Linked DNA regions of Homo sapiens: region 2 is linked to region 1. Evidence: chromatin loops called from intact Hi-C (ENCODE). Cell type or tissue: PC-3. All regions are shown on one strand. Links, peaks and the distances in the headings refer to the core of each region. The heading gives the core; the rest is flanking DNA. Region 1 overlaps COBL (cordon-bleu WH2 repeat protein). Region 2 overlaps COBL (cordon-bleu WH2 repeat protein).

Region 1 (8,202 bases), core at 1,116-6,115:
ACAATTCACTCACTGTCTTTCTGCAAAATGACTTGAGATTTCCGTTGCCGGGAGTACAGGCGCCGGCACCGCGGGCTTGCTCGGGGAAAAGCTGCATCGGGTGGCACATTTATGAATAAGTCACTAGCTGAATTGGATCGGATGCCTCTGCTAGTTCTCAGGGCACTGCTTCACTCTGCACTCCTCGTCCAGGGAAGCCCAAGGAGCGGTTTCTGTCCGTTAGCTCCTGGAACAGCGTTGGCTGTGCGGTAGAAAGCCCTTTGTGCTCCTTTTAGGGGGCAAAGCAAACCCACTCCAGGCAAGGGCAGGGGACAGCTTGGGATGTATGCAAACATTGCCTGGTGGTTTGGGAATCAGTAAGTTTTCTCTGATCTATTCCATTTCATTTGTTAAGAATGTTCAAACTTCAGTAAACTAGCACTGCTTTTTTTTTTGAAGGAGATATCCTTTTTCTATAATATTGAACAATGTAGTAACTCAGGGTTTTATCTGAAACTTGGAACAGGGGTTGCTCTGCTCAGCATGAGCATGGAGTATTTGCCGATAGTTAAGTGATCCTCACCGACAGGCTCTTTCTTCACTTGCTGGGAGTTGAGTAATAGCTGTGGGACTGGGCTCTCAAATGTTCCTCTTTGAATATTTACTTGATGTGTTGTGAGATATCAGTGTTCCCATATCTACAGGCCCTGGAGTTTAGTTTGGTGAGTGTTATGGATATGTTTTGTTATTATGTCTTAGAGAATCCTATCTAGAAAGCTAATCTTTTTATGTTGAGTTACTGAAAGCTTCCCCCACCCCCAGGTCAAAACTGTGAAATTCTATTGTGTAGGATTTCTTAGGCAGTTATGAATGCATTTGCTGCATAAATGAGCTTTTATTAGGCATTTTGAGGAGCCAGCTTCTACTCTACCCTCGCAGAGACAAGAGGCCTGCTTCTTTTTTTTTTAATCCAAAAGAGTAAGCGTGCTAATAATAATAGTAAAAAAATTTGTAATTACCACCAGTCATTGAGTGCTACCTGTGTCTCGGTGCCATACCAGAAACTTTACAGGGGTCATCTCATTTAATCCTCCCATTTACTCAGCTGATAAAAGCTGAAATCTCTCTCTGTTCAGCTCTTGGGGAAACTGAGGCCTACAGATTACAGGAGCTTATCTGGGGGAGATGCACAGCGTGGCCACGTCGTGGCTGGATTTGACCTGATGTTTTTCCAGCTCTAGAGCATGTAACCAGGATGTGGTGGATGGTGTACAGCTGTGGAGTGTCCTGGGGCAGACTTTCAACAGACAGTGCCTTTGTGTGCCCTGAAATGTGGCGTTTTGATGGGTAAAGTCGTTTCTCCCTGGCTTATTGCTCCAGTGTGATATTTATTGTTTTTATGCCACAATTCTGTGGGCTGCAGTGTGATTGTTTCATAGACACATATTTCAGCCCTTACTTATCTGGATCTTCTGTTGACTGTTTTTCTGGCTTTCCGTTTTGTTTGCAGGGGCCAAGACAGTGGGGAAAGCTTTGATGGGATTTTCCTCTGATAGCTCTTCTCCTCTATTAGAAGGAATTCTTGTCTTCACAGGAACATTGCCCTGAGCTTGGGAGGTGCTGAGCTCCAAGAAAAGGTATTACATGGATTCTTAATCTGGAGTCCCTGGTCATCAGGGTGGTTTGCAGAAATAATGTACAAGGAAGAGGCTTAGGAGTCTGAGACTCAGGGGCATGTGGCAGTTTAAAAAGAGCAGGGTCTCTGCACAAGTCTAAGGAAGTCATCAGAGCTGGGATCTTTTCTAGCTCCTGCTGGGCACACCCATAGCAGGTGCTCCTGGCTGGTGGCAAGCAGGCTGGAGTGCATCTTGCCTGGAAGAAGGTCCATGGCCTTCATCAGATACTCAAAGAAGTACCTGACCCTAAAGGTGTATTCAGGGATGCTTGAGACTAATCTGGGGTCTGTTCCAGCTCTGCCACCTACCTCATGTCATGCCGGGGCACGTCCTTCCATCTCCCTGTGACTCCAGTCTTCCTCTGTCTCCTGAGGCAGTTGAACACAGTCCCCATGCGTCCATCTGAGCCTCGTGGAACCTTGAGCACTGAAGGAAGTTCTTGGAGGCCCAACTCAGTTTGCAAATAAGGCTTGTCCAGACCCCACATCAGAGTAAAGGGGGCGTCTCTACAACTGTGTGCTGGAAACCTTCACTGAAGAGTATTCTCTAACCTCACCGCTCATCAGCCGGCACTGCAGGGCACCAGCGTTCTAGTATGTGTCAAGGAGTCCAAACATCCTAGCATCAGTCTGCCAGGAACCCCGGTGCTTGTTTTCAAGAAGTAATTAAGGCTGGAGGCGGTGCAAAGTGTGTAGGTGGTGTCCTAGGCTCAGAAAGACCTGGGCTAGAATTCCAGTCTTTTCCAGCTGTGTGATTGTGAGAAGGTTACTTAACTGGTTGGATACTCAGCCACCCTGTCTGTAAAATGGGGAGAATACACTTGCATATGAAGTTGCCAGGGGTATTGAACATACACAGTGTGGCATGGTGGCTGGATCATGGCATGTTTAGAAAATGAGGGCTTAAATCAGATTAGTGTTGGACTCAGGGATGTGGGAGCTGGTACAGGATGCGAGGATTCCTCATTCCCCTCTTTGGTAACCAGTTCTGCAGGCTGCGGTAGCACTCAGCTGTCTTCTGGGCATTTGTTTCTGGACATCTTTCTGACTTTTTATTATTGCTGAGAAAACTGGGCACTGACTTGGCAGCTGAATCCCAACTCACTCCCTCACTCACTCACTTACTCACTCACTTAGTCACTCACTTACTCACTCACTCACTCACTCACTCAACGCAGTGGTGACCGAATTCCTTCCCTGGGCCCAGCACTTCACTTACCAGTGATGAACAAGAAAGTCATGGTTCCTCTTCCCTTGGTAGAGGGAAGTCTACAACTGTGGCTGCAAATAAATAGCCAGACACAAACCAGACGCAGCTTATGTACCGCTTGTAAACAGGATGAAGCAAACATCCTATTGCTGAAGAATCTCATGGAGAGAGAATGGCAACTCCCTTCTGCCTGCAGCATAAACAGACTCTCTTAGCCAGGAGAGCCGGGTGTGCCTGGTTTCTCTCTGAAATTCCCTTTAAGCACATGCGGTTTGCCAGCAGCCAGCCAGAGTAGCCAACATGGTAAACAGGCACCCATGGTGTAGAGGTGCCATTCAGGTCAGCTGGCCTCAGCATCACTGTGGATTTCCCAGTCCACTTTTCTTGGACAGTAAGAAATTGTTATACCTTCAGGTCCACAGATGACATTTCCAACTGGAAAGATGGAAGATGTAAAGCATAGTGCTTTTGAACTCAGGGTCTGGGAAAGTACAGAGACGCATGAATTTTCCCTTTTCAGCATGCAGTCCCTGTCTACCTCAGCCTGACCAGCCTGGCTGGGCAGTGGCTGTCACCTATAGAGTTAGGTTTTAATTCAGCTACCTGGGCCTCACACCTGCGATTTGCATTCACTGCACCATGTCACCTAAGACCCTCTGACTTTCAGTGAGTGGATTTCAAGCCTTCTGCTGAATGTTGAAGAGCTCTCAGAATAAAAACCCAGCTGGGAGCTTCCAGCTGATGTGGGAATTAACAAGCGTCATCCTGAAACTTAGTAAATGTGTGATGGTTTTAAGCTAAAATCATTTAGAGCTATGGTTGATGACCTTGGAAATGGCAGAAATGTTTTCATATATATACTTTTTCATTTTATAAACAGTTCCTGCCAGGGCACACCCAGGTTTTTCAACCTGAATAGATCAAAGGAAGCTTGAGTTGTGTGTGCTGTGATTCATTCCCTGCTGAGTCCCAAGGACCTGCCCTGCCTCCTACTGGAGGGGGTGAGAGGAAGGAAAGCTGGATTACCCAGCCTGTGTGCACTGCCAGCCGGGAGCACCTGCGATGGGTGTGCCCAGCAGGAGCCGGGCAAGGTCCCAGGTCTGATGGCCTCTTTAGACTTGTGCAGAAGGCCTACTCTTTTTAAACTGCCACATGCATCTGAGTCTCAGACTCAACCACATGACATCTGCACAGATGTTTGAGAAAGGCATCCCCTGCTTGGTAAGCTAATGACTTTTCACAACCGAGTACAGATGTGGAGTCCCCACGTAAATAGCAGCCATTCTTTCCCAGGCTGAGCCACTCACAGGCAGAGGAAGCCAGGCGTTTTCTGTTTTGTGCTGTGACTGTGTTAGCTGCAGGATGGTGCCTGCGTTTAACAGAAGCCACACTGAAAGCACGAAACAGACAATGGGGAACAAGCCTGGTCTAAACCTGTGCAGGCCATCCACGTGCACAGGCCATCCACACACACAGTCCACCCACACACACAGTCCACCCACACTCACAGCCTGCCCACATGCACGGGCCGCCCCCGCATGCACGGGCCGCCCACACGCACAGGTCACCCACATGCAGGCGGATCACCTGAGGTCAGGAGTAGCCTGACCAACATGGTGTAACCCCATCTCTACTAAAAATACCAAATTAGCCGGGTATGGTGGCAAATTTGGTAGCCGGGTATGCCTGTAATCCCAGCTACTTGGGAGGCTGAGGCAGGAGAATCACTTGAACCTGGGAGGCAGAGGTTACAGTGAGCCAAGATTGCGCCATTGCCGTCCATCTCAAAAAAAGAAAAAATAATAATAAAATAAAAAACCCAGACACCGTGGTGTGCTGTCTGTCAGTTGTCCCTAGCCCGGGCATGCTGTTTTAGCGTCTTCTCCTGTGATGTGCAGTACAGCATTTTTTTTTTTCCTTTTTCTCTTTGGGGACTTCTCCTCCTGCCCCAGGCTTTGTCTCTTTTTCTCATATATGAAATTTCTGCTCATCTTTAAGACTGTTCAAGGCCACCTCGGCTAGGGTGTTAGGGTGGATACTCCACTAATGAGGTCCACACAGGTTTTTTCTCCCTCAGAAAGCTTGGCTCGTTTGGAACATTTATTCTGCAATCTCTTTTTCATTCCTATCTCAGGCTTTTATAAGTACGCAGTGTTTCTTGTAAGCAGGAACTATGTATAATTTTCAGCAGTGTCAATATCATCATCATCAATAAGCATTTTTAAGTACGGTCATACATAGCTTAATGATAGGGGCGCACTCTGAGAAATGTATCCTTAAGGGACTTCATCCTTGGGTGAACATCACAGAATGTACCCAACACATACCTACATGGTAGAGCCTACTACACACCTAGCTGTATGCTGTAGCCTATTGTTCCTGGGCTGCAAACCTGTGCGGCATGTTACTGTGCTGAACACTGTAGGCAAGTGTAACACAATAGTAAGCATTTGTATGTCTCAACATATCTAACCATAGGAAAGGTATTACAGTCTTAGGGGACTACCTTTATATATGTGGTCTGTCAGTGACTGAAGCATTATGTGGTAGATGTCTGCACCCACAAATATGAACTACATTATGCTACATATTGAGAATACAAATGTCCTTGCTGCCTTCTAGAATTGTTAAATAATAATTGAATTGGTATTCAGATTTAATTGGTCCATGATAGGACCTGGGCATATTTTAAGCTCCCCAAGTGCTTCCAGCCACAGTGCAGCCAACGTAGATATCACTGATCTCAGCTATGTGTGTGCCCAGGCCTGGAGCACCCAGAAATGGGTTCTCTGACGACATAGTTTTGAGCCATGTCTTTGAGAGCAGAACAAGTGAGGCAGAGAGTACAGTGAGGCCAAGGCAGTTGGGGGACTGGTTGGTTTCCTGGAAACTGGAGCTGTAGGCCAATTGCCAGAAGAGTGGAGGATATTGAAGAATGGTTCAGGTCTAGGGCTGGTGGAGATCTTCAGACTCTCTGGAAGTTTGGATGTGAGTTTATAGCCCTACAGGGCACAGATGTGTGACGTCACTGAGCCAACAGGTCCAGTGGTCAATAGGTCCAGATGGAAACACACAGCCGTTTTTTACTGTGAAGATGTCCAGGCATCATCAAACCTTTTTTCCCCAAAAGCAGCCCAAAATTCATTTTGTTAGTGTGACATATTACAATTTTTTAAATGTTGGCTAACTTTAATGTGTACACGTGCACACGCAGGCACACACACATGCATGTACACACTAATGCTCACAGCACTCTGCTGGGCAAACAAACCTCCCTGCCGCCCTTGCAGCCTGCTGGTTGCAGCTTAGGCCACAGCCAGTGGGCCCTGCCAGGCGTGTAAGCAGTGCGTGCCCCGAGCAAAGTCAGGCCTGAGAAGACAACAGCCCTCGCAGGCTGCTCCTAGTCACACTGTGGAGGGAAGGGTGGAGTACACACCGTATGTGATTCACGTGACTCCACCTTTGTGTGTGCTGTAGAGATGAGGGCTTGGACCAGGGTGTTGACACTGGACGTGGGGAGGGAGGGTGGATAAAATTCTATTACAAGGGTGCCTCTGGGTAGCTGGGGACAGATTATTTGTTGGGGATAAGTGTGGGGCAGTCAAAACCTCTCCCGACTCTCTCCAGCCTCTCACTCCCATTGTGGTGCCGGCTAAATGAATAAATGCTGCTTCCTATTTGAACTGGTGAGTTCTAAAGGAGTCCAAGCCAGCTAAATTGGAAAAGATACTCTTTTCCTAAAAATGAAAAACACTTTTTTTTTTTTCCCCTGAAAACACCTTTGGGAGGTAATGCTAATGTCTCCGAGCCTGGGCCTCTACCCCTAGACCAAAGGGTGGTTAATGAAAGAATCCATAAGCTGTTTCTCTCTGTCTTGATTTTTTCCATCTCTGAAATGGTATGGAATCTGTTCTTTCTAATAATGACTGAATAACATAGTGGTTAAAATTTCAGGCTTTGAAACCAAATTGTCTTCAGTTTGTCAGTTTTACCTCTCTGTGACATTGGGAAGGTGTGCTCACACTTTCAGCTATAAAATAGGAATATCAGTAATACCTCCTTAAAGTGGTATACTGAGGAATTGAATAAATATTTAGTCCTTACAATGGTGCCATATATGTTGACTATTTTATTTTTATTTCTATAAATTGAAAGAAGTATATAATGGATAAAGATATAACAAAAATTATAAATATTGTAAGTATAAGCCTTTTAATAAGAAAAAGAGAATTTATACCTACTTATAGCAGAGGATGAGATCTGAATGTTATTTTATTATTATTATTATTATTTTTGAGACGGAGTTTCACTCTTGTTGCCCAGGCTGGGGTGCAGTGGTGCGATCTCGGCTCACTGCAACCTCTGCTTCCCAGGTTCAAGTGATTCTCCTGCCTGAGGCTCCCAACTGGCTGGGATTACAGGCATCTGCCACCACGCCTGGCTAATTTTTTGTATTTTTAGTAGAGACAGAATTTCACCGTGTTGACCAGGCTGGACTTGAGCTCCTGAGTCAGGCAGTCTGGCTGCCTTGGCCTCCCATAAATGCTGGGATTACAGGCATGAGCCACCACACCTGGCCCCTGAATGTTATTTTAATGACGTGAATGTGCGTAACTTTACATTAACCAGTGACATGAATGTCAGTAAGTTTACAGCCTCATCTAATCACTTTTGCTGTCGTTTTAAATGACCTCTTTCATTTTATAAGTAATACATATACAAGTGATAACTATGGAACAATTAGGAAATGTGTAGAAATAAAAATAGCAAAACATATGTCATACTACCCATCACCCAAGGTCATTTTTGCCAATTCTTTATCTTTCTAAACTGCTATATGATCCATTGCTATAATTAATGTAGACCTCTCTTTAAAAATAGAATTTTCCTAAACAAATAATATTCTGAAACTTGTTATTTTAAAAAGCCTGTATTGAGCATTTTTGCACATAAAACAATATACTTTTAGGATATGTTTGCCTAGTTCTGGTATAACATAATTTATTGACATTGTCTTTCATTGATGCATGATTAGATTATTTGTTTGATGTGTTAATTTATTAATGTATGGTTGGGTTATTTGTTTGCCATTAGAATTTATGTCGTGATGACCATCTTTGAGCCTCCCACAATGCTGTCTTGTGGGATTGTTTAGAGTAAATTTCTAGGAAAGGAATTCCTGTGTCTCTGATCCCTCATGCCAAATGCCTTTGGAAGACCACTCTGAGCAGAGGTGAAGGTGTGCTGAGGCTCTCACTGCCTCTCTGTGGACCCTCTAACTAGGGTATGGCCAGAGCGGGAGGGAGGCAGCGGGAGCAAACCCTCTGGAGTCAGCCAG
Region 2 (8,202 bases), core at 1,726-6,725, 64 kb after region 1:
ACTTAACATATGGTCTGTCCTTGAGAATGATCCATGTACTGAGGAAAATAATGTGTATTCTGCAGCCATTAGATGAAATATTCTGTACATATCTATTAGATCCATTCGATCTACACTGTAGATTAAGTCTGATGTTTCTTTGTTGCTTTTTGTTTGGAAGATCTGTCCAGTGCTGAAATTGGGGTGTTGAAATCTCCAGATATTATTTTATTGGGTCCTATCTCTCTCTTTAGCTCTAATAATATTTGCTTTATATATCTGGATGCTTCAGTGTTTGGTGCCTGTATATTTAAAATTGTTATATGCTCTTGCTGAATTAACCCCTTTATCATTACATAATGACTTTCTTAATCTCTTCTTACAGTTTTGGTCTTGAAATCTATTTTGTCTAAGTATAGCTACTCCTGCTCTTTTTTTGGTTTCCATTGGCATGGAATATCTTTTTCCATCCCTTTATTTTCAGTTGAGGTGTATTTTTATAGGTGAAGTGTGTTTCTTGTAGGCAACAGATCAGTGGGTCTTGTTTTTTCATTCATACAGCCAGTCTGTTTTTTGAGAGTTTAGTATATTTACATTCAATGTTATTGATAAGTAAGGACTCAATCCTGTTATTTTGTTATCTGTTTTCTGGTCCTCTCTCCCTCCCTCCCTTCCTGTCTTCCTTTAGTGAAGGTGTTTTTCTCTGGTGGTATGATTCAATTTCTTCCTTTTTATTTTTGTGTAACCATTGTATGTTATTTCGTTGGAAGTTACCATGAGGCTTGCAAATACTATTTTAGAACATAACGCTGCATAAACAAATAAGCAAAAAGAAAATGAATAAAAATTATGCTTTAACTTCATCTCCCCACTTTTTTACTTTTCGTTGTTTCTATTTATATCTTATTGTACTGTCTATGTCTTTAAAAGTTGCTGTAGTTATCATTTTTGATTGATTCATTGTTTAGTCTTTCTACTTAGGATAAGAGTAGTTTATACACCATAGTTACAGTGTTATCATATTCTGTGTTTTTCTGTGTTCTTACTATTACCCGTGAGTTTTGTACCTTCAAGTAATTACTTATTGCTCATTAATGTCTGTTTTTTTCTGATTAAAGTATTCCCTTTAGCATTTCTTGTAGGTCAGATTTGAGAAATTCCCCAGCTTTTGTTTGAGGGAAGTCTTTATTTCTCCTTTATGTCCGAAGGATATTTTCGCCGAATATACTATTCTAGGGTAAAAGTATTTTTTCATTCAGAACTTTAAATATGTTATGTCACTCTCTCCTGGCCTGTAAGGTTTTCCCTTGAAAAGTCTGCTGCCAGACATATTGTAGCTTCATTGTATATTATTCCTTTTCTCTTCCTGCTTTTAGGATCCTTTCTTTATCCTTGACTTTTGGGAGTTTCATTAGTAACTGCCTTGCAGTAGTATTTGGGTTAAATCTACTTGGTATTCTATTACCTTCTTTGGATATCGGTAACTTTCTCTAGGTTTAAGATGTTCTCTGATATTATCCTTTTCAATACATTGATAAATTTGACCTCAGAGAAAATATTAATAAATTTGATTTTAGGGAAAACAAACAAAAAACCCTCTTGAATGACAAAAAAGAGAAAATGAAAATAAATAAAGGAAAGAGATAAAACTCTTACTCATAATGAGAAATGTAAATGAACTACAGTGAACACTGTTCATCACCTATGGGATTGGCAAAAGCCCAAAAGTTTGTTACTACACCTTTTTCATTAAACTGTGGGGCCCTTAAATGCATTGCTGAGCAAAATGCAAAGTGCTAGCTTTATGGTGGTGAATTTGGCAGTATCTAGCCAAATTACACATACATTTAGTTTTTGACACAGAAATCCTAGTTTTAGAAATCTACCCTGAAGACTCACTGGCAAAAATCTAAAATGATTCATGTGTAAGGCTGTTTATTGTGGCATTATTTGTAACAACAGGAGATGAAAGCAATGTTCATGCCCATCAGGAGGGGATTGGTAGATGAAGCTATGGTACATGAAGATGTGGTATAGCTACATGATTGAATACTATGAATCTGTGAAAGAAGGAAGAAGTTTGTTATATTATTGATATGAGGTGTTTTCTGGGATATATTTTTTCCACTTTTAAAAATCAAGGGTGACTTTTCCTATGAATCAAAGTAATAAGGCTTCAATGTGATAGATTAATATTAACTCATAAATAAGAATATACTGGGTTTCAAGCCCTAGGGCAGTACAGCACTTAAAATAATAATGGCTCCCAGTGATGACCATGCCTGCTGCTTCAGTCCTGTCTGTTCTAGGCACTGTGCTTAGTTGTGTGGGCTTATTTGATCTTCCTTATATAGACACAGAAAATATCCAAATGCCAGAGGTGAATTGGTTGATCAGATTTATTGATATCTACTTATGTTGGCTATGATGCTCTCTTCAATTAAGGATGTTAGTGACGTAATATTTCTGAAGAGCACTCTGCCGTTGTTTTTACATATTTTTTCCACGCCATTGATCCTAGTCTGCACATTTTGATGCCAGTGCTTGCTTAATCTTACCAGAAGAGGGGATCAAACGGAGGCATGAGTCACATCATCCTTTTGCTGCTTTGAATGTCCTCTATTTTAAGGGATTTTGCAGCTCTTCCTTCCCTTAGTTCACTGTCTGGGCTGTGAGAGGCACTCCTTTTGTGTATATCCGGTGATAAAATGTAACACTGATCCATCTCCTTGTGAATTCCTTCCTTCCTTAGCTTAGCGCTTAGCTTAGCACTTCTTGCTTTACAGGAAACATTGCAGTGAGTATTGGCTTTATTGGTGCTCCCCCTGCTGGCTGTTTCTATGTCTTTGTGCAAACAGGGTAACAGCTTCAGCTTCAAGTCATAGTGAATCTCTGATGAGCACAGAGGCTTAGCCTGGCGGAGGCCGAGGGCAAGCCTACATCATTGGGGTGTTAAAGCCGAGCTTTCAATTCTGGCCCAGCATGCAGAACCTATCTTCACTTTCCTCATCTGCTAAACTGCCCACTTTGTAGGTTCATTGTAGCGATTAGAAATTATATAGCTCATCTGACACTCATAGGAAATGTTCTGAAATGGTGAGTAAACCTGACCGGAGCCCTCCAGAAAGTTTGCAGATACTATTATGTATTATTTTTTCTTGAGAAAATGTAAGTGGTTTATTATGTCTGTAACTTGAAGACTCTATGAGAATAGATTTGCATTAAAAAAATCCTAATGTAGATGGTCAAAGAAATTTGATCTTCTCTGGAAAAGTTAGTGAATTTCTTAGAAACTGAAGTTTACTCTGTTCCAAGATATATCTTCACTGTCTTAATCAAAGGGCGCTTGAATCATAGCAAATATTCTCATCTTTCAACTAACTTTAAGTAGTTTTCCTGGAATTTTACATTTTCCAGAAAACACTCCTTTCTGTATCTGTGAAAGAAAGTGTGCCTCAGGCTGTAAACTGGGCTGCACTGGACACCTGCGGGGGACTCTGGCTTAGTGGGGACATGGTCAGTATTGATTTTCCTCAAACTCAGCCTGTGTAGCTGTGAAAGCATGGAACAGATTACACTGCAGTTAACGTCATCCCACACATCTGGACTCCAAGACACGGGGAGGTCACATAGTCAGTTGTGGATGCCGGTTAATGATAAGGTGTGAGTTAGCTCTCGGGTCTCTGTTTCCTAAGTCACACAAACAGCAGTGATAAACTGTGCTAACGGATGAGACAAGGTACCTGAGTTAATTTGCAATTCAGCACACAAAAATGGAAAAGAAATTATTATATCAGTCTGATAAAGTGCAAATGTTCTGATGTAGGAGTAAAGTGACGTGGGTTCTAATCCTGGTTCTGTTATTCACCAGGACAACAGACCAGTCATTAGCAGGCCTTTCTCTGAAGAATGAACTTTTGAAAGTAACTGGCCTTTTATGGGCCCTGCTTCTTGGTTTCTTGGTTTTTTAAAAAATCCAAATTCTATAAATTTGACCAATCTAAAGGTATTACTACATGCTTCATCAGATATCTCTGCATTTCTTGATACCATAAAGTTAAAGTTCTTCTGGTAAAAGAGTTAAAAATCACTGCCTTATAAAACAAGCAAACAACAAAATAAACCTGTCTGGAGACATTTTGTCCATTTGCCCTGTTCAGGCAGTGACAGAAATAGTGTCATTATAGTGTTTCACAGATGGACGGAGCTTACATTTGAAGTGATTTCCATAGCAAAAGCCCTAAAAAAGTTTCCAGAATTCGTGTTGAGTGGCGTTGTTTCTGATGGAAGCCTCTGCAGTATTGGAGGCAGGCATTTACAGGGAAGCCCACCAGTAAAATAAAATTTTCAGAAAAAGTTATTAAAAGCTACATTTTAAAGGAAACTCCATAATTTCAGCTGCCCTGAGTCCTATGCTTACAGAGAGCCTGCATTTCCACCCAGCTGATCCGGGTCTCCAGGGGGATTACAGAGAACTTGCAAATGCGGCCCAAAGCATGTGTGGAGCTGTGCTGCCACAGGGTGGCAGTGTTGTCACACACACAGCAAATCCCCTCGCGAGCTTTTCTGGGCCTGGAAAAGCTCAAATCTGTTCTGTTTTTGGAGTGTTCATCAGTTGAGAACAGGAAAATGTGTTCCGAGGGCTGAGCCACGTGTTTATGAGGTAGAACTAATTTTTGTTATACATCAGTTGTGTAGAGATATTTTTAAAATTTAGCTTGTACCTTTAGAAAATGCTTTATAAGGCAGAGGTTGCAGTGAGCCTCGATTGCGCCACTGCACTCCAGCCTGGGCGACAGAGTGAGACTCCATCTCAAAAAAAAAAAAGCTTTATATTCAAAACAAAATAAATTGCATATGGCAGGTTTTAAGAGTAGAGTAGGAGAATCATGTCCAGTGCCTACAAGTCTAACAGAGTTTCTTGTTCCTTGTTCTCCTGAGCCTTTCTCAGTATCTGCATAGTTCTTTTAAAGGTTGTATGATCTTCTGTGTAAAGGGAAAAGCGTGGCTTTTGTTTTTGTTTGCTTGAATTTGGATTCTGAATTATTCACATACAGTTTGTGACCTCTTAGAGCCTTGTCTTCCCGTGTGTACCGTGAGCTCATAATCACCAGCACCCAGCATTCTTATGAGGATTAAATGAGTGCCAAGCACAGGAAGGAGCTCACAGCTAGCACTCGATGAAGGTTGGCTCGGCCCTGTTGCTCATTGCTTCTTTTATTCTGGTATAAGTAATGTGAAAGTCACTTTATCCCAAAAGCCTTTTTTCATTTGGGAGGTTTTCTTTATGAAAGACACCTGCAAATGTATTCGTGAATCAAAGGATATGACAACTTTATGGCATTACTGCATTGTTTCCCTTGATGACTGTGTCATCAACAACAAATAACAATATGTTATTATGGCCACTCAACTCTCCATTTCTGATTCAGAGCCTTGTGTATATAAAACTCCTATCAACTATTGGAAAGTAAATAGACCTTAATGTGTAATCTAGAAAAATCATTCTAAGGTTCTTTCCATACCTATTTGACCATTAAAAATAGGCCAGACATGGTGGCTCATGCCTGTAATCCCAGCACTTTGGGAGGCCGAGGTGGGTGGATCACCTGAGGTCAGGAGTTTGAGACCAGCCTGACCAATATGGCAAAACCCCATCTGTACTAAAAATACAAAATTAGCTGGACGTGGTGGCAGGTGTCTGTAGTCCCAGCTACTCAGGAGGCTGAGGCAGGAGAATCACTTGAACTCGGGAGGCGGAGGTTGTAGTGAGCTGAGATCGTGCCATTGCACTCCAGCCTGGGCAACAATAGTGAAACTGTCTCAAAACAACAACAAAAAAATAGTTTTAAAAATATTCTTATCATATGATCTCTAATGCAAACCTGGAACCCATCAGAGGAGGGTTTTGGTTTTAAAGCTTTGATGAATTTTTTTCCCAGAGTGTTCGATTCTTACAATGGGAGTAGTATACACATAGATCCTGAAGAGTTGATAAACAGGGCCTAATGCCAGTACCAGTTCTCGGAGGGAAAAAAATAAATGTAGATTTTTCACCACTTGGCTGAAAATGTGATGTTTGTAAGGATACTGAGGTAGAAAACGTCCCTTTCAAATACTGGTTTTCCGTATGTTCCCCTAAAACATGACTATTATTTCCACTGTCTATGTTTCCTTTCTGGCCTTCCCCTGCTCTTTGTCAGACAAGTATAAAACAAGAATCTCACTTGCCTGCACATGGATTTAAGTTGCTTCAGAGACCAGAGAAGGTGAGAAGCAGAGCTCTCTGTCCCTCGGTATCCTTTCCTGTCTAGGAGATGACATCTCCGCCATCACAGTGCCTCGGGCCAGAACCCTGGGGTCCTCTTTGCCCCCTTTGCTCTCCCACTCCACCTGCAACCCTCATAGCGTCTGTCGCCTTCAAGATACATCTAGGATCTCACCACTTCACACAGCCTGGCCTTGTCACCTGGCCCAGGCCTCCTGGCGGCTCCACTTCCCAGCACCTGTGGTCTCCAAAGCCTCCTCCCCACCTCCCTGCTTTGCGCCCTGCGGTTTCACGCGGCATCCAGAGCGCAGCGCGCGCGGCCGCCAGGTGCGCGCGGCCGGGGGCTGCAGAGAGCCTGCAACGCCGCCCCCGCTGCCCTCCTCCAAGCTCCTGGCCAGCTCTTCGTGTGTCTTGATCCAGGTTCTTAAAAAAAGGAAGTGGACTATAGACAGGGTGTCCCACACACTGGCAGTCCCAGGGTCGGCCCTTGGGGCTGCTGTTTCTCAGCTCGCCTCCCTGCCCACACAGCCCCTGCACCCCCGCGCTGTGCCTTCCCTGTCCCCGGCGCTGTGCCTTCCCTGTCCCCCACGCCTTCCCTGTCTCCCACCCCGTGCCTCGCTTTCCCTGTCCCCCGCCCTATGGACACCCCTGGCTCAGGCCAGTGTGCTTGTCCCAGCATCGCGCTCATCTCCTGTTTTTATTTGATGTTACAGATTTCATTTCATTAGGAATGAGTGTTTCCTCCCCGACTTTTGCCTGCATTCTTTTCCAGCTCCTCCCTGGAAAAGGGCAGGGGCGGACACTTTCCCAGCCTCCCACCGTGCTCTGTTCCTAGTGGCACCTGCCCCAGGGTCTGGGCCCCTAGGGATGCGTCCTCTACCCTGGAGACTGGGATCTTCTTAAATCCCCACTGCTCCCTTGTTGTCTCCTCAGCTAGCACCACCTTTGCTTCCTCTTCCAGGGTTGTCACATTTTCTTGATTTCTGCATCTTAAATATGTCCCAGGCGGACCTATAGTCCTTCCCTTTTCTTCCTGTTGAGCGATGGTTACAGGCTGTGGACGCGTGTGAGTGAGGAGGCTCCTCCCCGACCCTGCCCTTCCGCCATCCGGTAGGTTTGGGTCCATTCTTCTCCATTCTTTCAACATAAACTGCACCTTGAGGGTCTCTTCTCCTTTTTGAAATTTTGCATGGTACCAATTCATAGTAGATTACAGAGTAAAATAAATAAAATAAACAAATAGAAAATACATAGAAATAGTAAAATAAAAAGAATAATAAATAAACAGTCCCATATCAATCATCCACCATTAACAAATGTTAATGTGTGTTTAGCTACATTTGCTGCATTGTCTTTTTGTTAACGACTAAGAAACACAGCAGACACAGATGACACTGCCTCTCTAACACAACAACTGGCTCTCTTCTTCCTTCCCCAGGGGCAGCAACCCTTTTAAAAGTTTTATATTTTAAGAAGTATAGTGAAAGGCTGTCTGTCCATTAACAACACAGAGCATATTTTGTATGTTTTAACAATGTGTGTGATGATTGTCTGTATTTTGTTTATTTCAATTGACAAATAAAAATTATATATCAGTGCATTGTGCAACAGCTAAATCAAGCTAATTACCATATCCATGACCTCACATACTTATATTTTTGTGGTAACATTTAAAGTCTACCGTTTTAGTAATTTTCAAGTATATAATACATTCTTAGTAGTTATAGTCACCATATAGTACAATAAATAGACTTCCTGAAGTGATTATTTATTTTCCAAAGTCTGAATTTTGACTTAGAGAATAAGAACAATGAATATTGAGGGGGAAAAAATAAGGAAAGAAAGAAGGAGAAAAGAAAAGGGAGAAGAGAGCAGAGTGCCTCCACTAAAATCCCTCCCCACATAGACACTCGCCTCTCCAACCACTTGCCCTGGGCACACTTTGAGTCTGTCCC

The links. Peaks named below come from ENCODE experiments on the same cell type or tissue, not always from the same donor. Only the 100,000 strongest peaks of a DNase experiment are listed, where the experiment ranks them.
Region 2: it touches region 1 in a loop (6-fold over the local background); 6 of 110 quality-filtered maps call a loop at or near these places.

What each region holds. Positions count from the first base shown.
Region 1 is chr7:51,221,147-51,229,348 of GRCh38, reverse strand. The region is part of intron 1 of COBL (cordon-bleu WH2 repeat protein); the gene reads left to right. Among named protein-coding and RNA genes, the nearest start is that of COBL, 92 kb to the left of the region's middle. RefSeq lists enhancers at 1-560, 2,097-3,296, 3,461-4,169, 4,170-4,878. In PC-3, for the core only: a CTCF peak has its summit at 3,857 (motif pointing left); DNase peaks (open chromatin) are centred at 2,788 and 3,838; H3K4me3 peaks cover 837 bases; H3K27ac peaks cover 1,711 bases.
Region 2 is chr7:51,157,514-51,165,715 of GRCh38, reverse strand. The region is part of intron 5 of COBL (cordon-bleu WH2 repeat protein); the gene reads left to right. Among named protein-coding and RNA genes, the nearest start is that of COBL, 160 kb to the left of the region's middle. RefSeq lists an enhancer at 4,390-4,684. In PC-3, for the core only: CTCF peaks have their summits at 2,797 (motif pointing left), 4,279 and 4,495 (motif pointing right); DNase peaks (open chromatin) are centred at 2,795 and 4,515.